Linked DNA regions of Homo sapiens: region 1 is linked to region 2. A link is a contact called in ENCODE Hi-C or POLR2A ChIA-PET data. All regions are on one chromosome and are shown on one strand. Each heading gives the region's core, a stretch centred on a gene start or an enhancer-like site at or near the end of the contact. The rest is flanking DNA. Distances are from core to core; before and after follow the strand shown. Region 1 has its middle 26 kb from the start of LINC02031. Region 2 overlaps SOX2-OT (SOX2 overlapping transcript).

Evidence for each region. A loop is a pair of places that touch in the nucleus more often than their neighbours do. ChIA-PET counts read pairs that join two places held with the same protein, here RNA polymerase II (POLR2A). Pooled maps may share reads with other maps.
Region 1: a loop to region 2 is called in a map of ectodermal cell, with 3 times the contacts of the local background. The contact joins two enhancer-like sites. A Hi-C loop is called at or near these places in 5 of 168 maps with a recorded cell type or tissue (cardiac septum, dorsolateral prefrontal cortex, ectodermal cell and 1 more), 2 of 37 single-sample maps with no recorded cell type and 4 of 50 pooled maps. POLR2A ChIA-PET finds 5 or more read pairs at or near these places in 1 of 52 experiments (H1).

Annotation. Positions count from the first base shown.
Region 1 is chr3:182,615,944-182,619,697 of GRCh38, reverse strand. No RefSeq gene overlaps it. Among named protein-coding and RNA genes, the nearest start is that of LINC02031, 26 kb to the left of the region's middle. Within about 2 kb of position 1,402, at least 3 of the 41 ENCODE cell types and tissues checked have a DNase peak (open chromatin) inside an H3K27ac peak, as active enhancers do.
Region 2 is chr3:181,723,955-181,728,146 of GRCh38, reverse strand. The region is part of intron 6 of SOX2-OT (SOX2 overlapping transcript); the gene reads right to left. Among named protein-coding and RNA genes, the nearest start is that of SOX2, 14 kb to the right of the region's middle. RefSeq lists an enhancer at 1-559. Within about 2 kb of position 1,434, at least 3 of the 41 ENCODE cell types and tissues checked have a DNase peak (open chromatin) inside an H3K27ac peak, as active enhancers do.

The DNA.
Region 1 (3,754 bases), core at 153-2,652, 890 kb before region 2:
GCTATCTCTTACCATTAGGTATGTTTGCTGTAGGTTTCTCATGTATGCCACTCCTGCCGCCCCCACTTTTTTTTTTGAAATGGGGTCTCACTCTGTCACCCAGGCTGGAGTGCAGTGGCATGCTCTTGGCTCACTTCATCCTCCGCCTCCCAGGTTCAAGCAATCCTCCTGCCTCAGCCTCCTGAGTAGCTGAGATTACAGGTGCCTGCCACCACGCCTGGCTAATTTTTGCATTTTTAGTAGAGATGGGGTTTCACCATATTAGTCAGGCTGGTCTCAAGCTCCTGACCTCAGGCGATCCACCCACCTTGTCCTCCCGAAGTGCTGGGATTACAGGCGTGAGTCACTGCGCCCGGCACCCCTTTTTAAATTAAGAAAATCTCCTTATAGTTCTCATTCTTTGAGACCCACAGAATGGGAATTATCTGTTTTAATCTAATCTATCAAGAGATTTGATTTATGGTCATTCCTGTCAGGCTGGGATGGTTTGGAGATGGTAGAGGGAAAGAACATTCCACCCCTGAACCCTGTGGTAATTGTTCTCTGAGTCAGCTCTCTGCCGTCTGTGGCCTCCATACCTCGTCATGAAACCAGAGATCTCTAGCAGCTGCACTGGTGAAAGAGGCAGCAAGAGGTGGAGTGATCCACTCACCTTTAAATCTGAAGGGCTGCCACTTCTTACCTGTGTGAACTTGGATGAATCCCAAAACCTCATTTCTAAAATCAGGACCTTGATTACATTGTAGGCACATGAAGATAGCCTGAAATGATAGTAACTCTAAAGTACTCTACAAATGGATCCTTTAGATGACAACTTGTTAGAGGGCAGGATCCATGTCAGTGCATTTTAGTATCCCCTAAATAGTCTGGGGCACAGTAAATGCTTAATATGTGTCTAATGATTCTGTTATTACATATATTTGTCCCTCCGAGATCTCATTGTTTGCCCTTGGGCTGTGTGGGGGGTACTACAGAGCAGGTGTTACCACAGGGGCTGTGTCAGAGTCTATGATTTCAAGCAAGTCACCAAAGCTCCCTAACCAATAATGGGACTCTGGGTAACCAAGTGAGATGCCCCAGGTAAAGCTCTCTGCAAAATATCCGCTCTCTGTAAATGCTGAATTAATGCCAGCTGTTATTTTTACTTAGGTAAGATCTTTATTAGGGAACTAGAGAGGGAAAGCTGTGGGGTTTGGCGTTTATTTGTTTGTGATTATTTATTAGTGTGTCCTGGAGGAAACTTTCTTCTTTGCTCATGGTTGACAACAGAGGGCAAAAATGAAGGCAAAATGTGGCCTAATGCTGTCAGTTGGCCGGTATTTTCATTTGTACAGATTACTAGTTTTCTTCTTTTCCTAGTGTCCTCTGGCCCACTAGGTGACACTGTTTACTCGTCTATGGTACCCCATTTAGGACTTTCCACAAATCTTATTTAAAAGTAGCATGTTTTGTTTGGGGTGCTGGGGAGGGGGAAAGCGTGTTGAGAAGGAAAATACAAATGAACCGTCAGTGGCTAAACTTTGAGGTACAATTAGGGGCCAATTGTCATCTATGGTTATGTGACGTTATGGGCTAGTTTCAAACTATTTTTTAACGAATTTTAAGAGCAACATGCAATTAGTTTCCAATTCTATTCCAAGAAATGAAGGAAAATTGACTTCCCCTTCCCAAGCCGTCACCAAACCAAAGGATAAAATAAACTGCTGTGGCTTTGAATGTAGAGTTGAGTAGATGCTCTTGAATGATTGTTTCCACCTCATTCTTCAATGATAGTTAATGAGGGCACAGACCACTAATAAGCAGTGGAAGCAGCTTCTAGGCTAAGCTTAAATTGGGCCTTCAAATCTAATCAAAATTAGTCACTGCTGAGAAGAAACCAAATGTGGTGTGTCCATTCGGATGTGGAGTTTGGAGAGGCCCTCCTTGTTTTCCAGGTCAGTTATGATTCCATTTCTGCATTGCTATATTGCTACGCACTCACAGGAAGATGACATTTTTTTGGATCCCATCCAATTGAAACTTGTGATGATTCTAAAATGACACATGTAACTTTTGGATAGAAAAAAAATAGAAAATGAATTTCTTGCCTTGCATTTTCAGGCTGTGAGCCATGGGAAGCGTGTCAACCATGTCAAACCAAAGGATCAAGAAATTGAAGATTCCGTTCACTTGCCTTGGAGTTTGAGGTCTGTGTTTTCTATTTATCCTCACCTCTTCATTGTCTATTATAACTTTAAAATTAACTCATTTATGCTGCTTCTGTTTATAAACTTAGATTGTTTTTTTTTTTTTTTTTTTTGTCCTTAGAAGAAACACAACTAAAATTCTCTAACAAATATTTCCCAGTTCAGAATTTTCCTAAAGCTTTCCTGGCCTCCCTGGCTAATGAGCTCCAATTTTCTTTGCTTTTCTGTGTGTCTACCAGCACGCACCACCTTTAGTTGGTGTGTGATAAACAGCTTAATATAGTCACAGTTTTGGCAGCTAACTTTTGGATGACTGTCACAAGGCCCCCTAAAATTGGAATTAAACAGATTTAAAATGAACAGGCAAACTCCTGTGCTTGAGAAAAGAGGATATTTTCATATGTTGTGAGCAGTAGTTAACCCAATGTCTTCTATGTATTTATGCCCTGCTTTATTTAAGTAACAGTAATAACTTTAATCATTATTAGCAGGAGCACTGTTAAATACTAAGCACCTCTCTCTGAAATGGGACTTCTTCCAGAAAAACTCTTTATGTGAAACCAACACTGTGTAATCAACAGTTGCATGAAGAAGTCTGGGGAGCAGAACATATAACAACAGCCTCTGTTCTCTACGCATAGCAGAACGGTAGAGGCTGAAACATGCATTTTGTTGCTTGATTTGGTGTGTAGAGCACCCGGGACATCTGGGATTTGCTTCCTCGAATCTCCAGCTTGCATGGTCCTCTGATGAAGAAAGGAGAGAGCAGGAAAAAAAAAAATGGAAGAGGAGGACAGAGAAAAAAAATTCAGGTCTGGCTTCGGTGCATTTGAATTCTAGCTGTCTGGGGGCATTCTCCCAAATAGCGAATGCTAATTATACTGAGTGTGTCAAATTGTGTCGTACTTTTGTAAATCAAACAAATGTTCCCAGGAGATAGGCGGGAGGCCACCAAACCCTATTCATTTATGATGCAACCTGAATTTAAAGCCAGGACTCTAGAGGGGATAGGTTACTCTGAGTTTATTTCATCTTCTGACACGTGCCTTGCACCTTCAATGTTACCCTGACATAAGGACTGCAGTCTTTCACATAATGCTTTTATTTAAACAGTTAATATGCTACTAGGGATGGCCATAGCACTTTTTAGAGACATTGAGGATAAACATATTGTTTTGAGGGACATAGGTTGTAGGGCTTTTCTCTGGGAAAGGAGAAATAGATCATAGTGCCGGATCGTTCTTCCTAAAACACCTCTGAGAGCATTTTCCCCTTGCTCTTCAAATCCTCCATGCTTTGCCCTTGTTTACTAAATGATGCCTAAACTCCGCTGAGGCAAAGCGTTCCCAACCTGGTGCTCACTGTTGCCTGTATCTCACATGCTGACCAGATGGGACTCTGCCACGTTTCATGGATGGATGTCATGGATCTGACTCTCCCAGTCTTTGCTGATGCCTGTCATTCCTAATTTCTCGGAGGCCCTCAGGGACTCTCCTCCCTAAAACCTATCTCTTAATCATTGAAATCCTGCTCGCCATTAAAGGACCAGTATAAATACCACCTTCTTC
Region 2 (4,192 bases), core at 185-2,684:
GACTAAAAGTTGACGAGGTCTAAACTAAAATCGAACGTTTTTCTTTTTATTCTTTAAAAAAAAAATACTAGAGCTCTTTAAAAGCCCGGAGGACTTACCCTCAGGGATTATTCAGAGAAAAACTGAGACTGGCCGTTCGTCACAGGCAATTGTAAAGGGTTTCAAAGGGCCGATCAAACGATCGCCAGAGTAATCTACATTCAAGTCCGGATGATGGTGTTACGGCACACACCTGCGGGGTGTTTGCTGTCCGTGCCCCTCGCCGAGCTACAAATCATCATTAAAGCGAGCTGCTTAAGCTTCTTCCCAGCTTCTAGACAAGAGTTACTTGGGACAGTTCACTTTGATATTGCTGCAGCTCGCAATTGACAAGCAAGCTATTTTGGAGCTCAAGCCAGAGCCCACATCCTAATGCGCTTCGCGAAAGTAAGCAGGGTGGTTGGGGGCAGGGAGGGGTGAGCAATTGCAAAGGTCTGTCTCTTTCGCCAATTTCCAGAGCAGAATCACCGCAAAAATGTGTAGGAAACCAGGTTAAATCAGCTGAAACCCGCCTTGAGTTTCTAGTGAGGGCCCTCCCAAAACTTCTTTACTACAACTTTTAACCGACCCATACTGTGGACATAATCTCACCACCTCAGTTTCCCTCCTTCCTTCTCTTAAGTACCCACAGTCGGGTCAGCACCCAACCTCCATCAGGGTTGGTATCTAGTTTGAAACTTTCACTTTTGGTTCCTTGGTTTGCGATTATTTTCCCCCTTTTTGTGCGGACTGTGCCCTCGCTGCTCTCACTGCCCTCACCTTGAGGGGGAAAATAATCCGGAGTTGGGTAAAAAAGAAAAAGAAAGAGACTTGAGGGTCGGACAGCTGGAGGCGGGGAAAGGGGGGGGGTCGATGTGGGTTTCTGTCTGCGTCTGCCTGAGTGCCTGCAAGCCCTCGGCAATCCGCGTGCGACCCACTGGCGGGGGCGGGGTGGGGGAATTAACCGGCTATCGGTGATGCCAAGATCAACACTCGGAGCGAATGTATCAATAGACCAATTTTCTGCTCTTACCGCGAGCTTTTTCGTTTCAATCCAGAGTGGAGGTGTCTGCGCTGCGCAAGACGCAACAGCACAGTGGCGTCAGGCAAAAAAAAAAAAAAAAAAAAAAAAAAAAAGAGGGCGCTAGATGCGGGAGGCGCAAATATGGAAATTAACTCATTAGGAAGGGGTGTGGTTACCGCGAAGCCCCCTCCTCCATCCCGTCCTTTCTCCCTTGCTGCCACCGTCCCGGCTTGCTAAATATGAGATTACAAACAAACAAATAAAGCAGAAGCTGACTACGCAGTCCCAGATCAAACACGCTCCAGATAATTCGCTTCACTCAGCGCTGCGGCCAGATCTGCAGCTCAGCGCTGGCCCCTGACGCCCGCCGGTGTTTCAGCGCCCCCTCCACGCCAGCCCCGGCTGCCGCAGCTCTGAAAGGCAGGGCCCGCGGCGGCGTTTCGAAGGCACAGCACGTGGCCCTGACGCCCCGTTTGGTATACGTTTTAAAACATCAGACAAACGCTTCCACCAATATGGTGACCGTCTGAGGCCTTCTGCTGATCTCAGAGGTCCTCTCCTAAATGCTGCCTGAAGAGGATGAGGGTGGTGGTGGTCTCTGGGAGAAAAACAAAAAACAAAACAAACTAGAAAGTAATGTCCCAGAGTCCCTGGCCAAGAGGCTTTTCCCGGGGCGCCGCACTCCGCGAGAGGTATCAGTAGTGGAGGGCTCCGAGAATACGGAGGCTGGGGCCTGGAGGGGGTCTGAGCGTTGAAGTCCCGAGTTGCGATATTATTAACCAAAGACCAGGTTACCAAGATTGAGGGCGAGGAGGCTGGAGAATCTGCAGTGCATAATTATGTGCCGAAATAAAATGTTTCAGTGGGGGGAAAGGGGGTAAAAAGAACACGCAAAACCTCTCAACACCCCCACCCCACCCCGCCCCAGCTGCCCTGCCCCTAGGTCCTCAAAGCCTGCCTCTGTGCAGGGCTAAGGGAAAAAATGGCACTTTTATGGTTTTCCTTCCTGCGTGGCTCGCCTCCTTGTCCCTGCTCCCTGCCTGGCGCTCCCCCAGCTGCGGGCCCCTTGGAGGAAGGCTGCCCAGTCCCCTCGTCTCCCGCTGCCTGCAGGCCACCGAGTCTCAAAGCACGCATTGTCCAGCGGGGGCGGGGAGGCCAGCAGACCCATGGAGAAGAATAACACTGCGCCCAGCTCCTGTTAGGGAAAGTTTCCCAAATGCACTCCTTGTGGTAACATACTACTTTAAAAGATGGGGGGGCGGGGGGGATACGTTTTGAAAATCCGCTGCTTTCTCCAATTCTTCACCCTCTCCCCGTCACTTTTTAGGTCCTGAGAAAGAGAGTGGACCGGGAAGAAACTGGAAGGTGGCATGGAGGGCCAAAAATGTGAACCTGACTCTAGAGCAGTCAATGTGATGGTTTTTAAATGCAGGTGGGAAGAGTGAAGGGGGGATGTCTTCTCCCACGTCTGGTTGGGAGACAGATGCATGGCCGGTGCGCTGGGGGTTGCAGGAAGACTGGGCCACGAGGGCGCGTGTGCAGGCAAAGCATTTTGCACCTCCTGTTTATCTTAGAAACGGGGCGGAGGGGGGTGGGTGGGGAGCGATTGTTCTGCTTCCCGACAGGCAGAAGAAGTTGAATAAAATGGAGAGGCGGGCACACGCAAAAACAAAAACTGCTGCAGGCTCAGAGTCTTTCTCCTTGACCCGAATTCCAAATGGTGGGGGCTCTTCATTTGCAAAGGACTCCGATGTCTGAAGACCCCAGAGACAGCGGTCCTTCAGTGACGGCAAAAGCCGCGATAGAGACCGTTAGAATTGGGGCTTTTGGGGCAAATGTAATTAATCTTTCATTCGAGCAGCGGGGACCCATTCCTTCTAGGCGTTGTCGTCTGCATTGTAGTTCTCTGAGTTTCATGTGCTCTTCCAGGCGTTTGCAAAATAATGGCTCAGGTCCCTTGCAAAACTCTGCCTGAAACAAGTATATTCCAAGACAGTGCGGTAGCGAATAGGTTTTAAAAATCAAATCAAAACAAAGTAAAACCAAAAAAAAAAAAAAAAAAAAAAGTCCCAGGCCCATGCTCTTGGTGTCCAACCACCAAAATGAGGGAAGGGGAGAATAAGTGGTTGTGGCTATTTGGGAGTCGCGCTAATTTGGTGTGTGGACTTAATGCCTTAACGCTAAATCGGCAATATAAAGGGCTGAAGAGCAAGCCCGATAAAAGCTCTAATTACTACTGGAAACTTTAGGTGGTTGCTAGGATCTGAGGACCACCACCACCACAAAAAAAAAAAAAAAAAAAAAACCCTCCAATAGAGTGTTTGGACTGCGTATATGGGGGTGGGGGGTAGAGCTTGTAGAGGCGAATAGTACCCACATCTGCTGGAACTTCCATATCTAAGCTGTTCATTTACGGGAGCCAACTTATGAAATCTCCACAATTAGATCTTCATTGTTCTTCCTCCACAACACTGTCTAGAAAGAAAAGGTCTTCTCGGTCGGGGCCAATCCAACGAAGCGTTTGACGTTATTAAATAATAAAGCGATTGTGATTTACATTGTTGTTCAGAAAAAAAGGCCAATTATCCACTGTTATGTTGCCATAAAGATCATATTAACTCGAATTAGTAATCAAACAATATGCGAGCGTTTAAAAAAGTACAGCCGAACTGGGTGACAGCTACCGCGACGTCTTCACTTTCACCAGTACACCCGCGCCGGCAGCGGGAGCGAAAAAGGCAGACGCCGCAGACCCGAAAGGAGGGAGAGAGCAGCAAAGTGGTGATTAACGGCTCCAGTGTTAATTATTCTCAATTAATCCCAAACAGTGCAAACCTTCCCTGGTTCCCTGCAAGTTCCCTGGTTCCGATGCTCTGAGAATTCTGCCTGTCTGGGAGGAGTTTATAAGAACTACGGAAGAGGCAATTTCCACACAAGTGTACCTGTGAGCAAAGGGGGTAGGAGTGCAAGTGTGTGTACGCATGTTGTGTGTGGTGAGTGTGATTGTGAGGTTCACTACCTTTCTCAGAGCCTGGCGTGCACCCCGAGGTAGATGCCGTGGTGGGCAAGGCCCGCAGCATCTTCACGACCCTAGTGAATCTTGCGTCTTCTCTACTCAAATCACCCTCTCTCGTCCTCTGTTATTAGGTT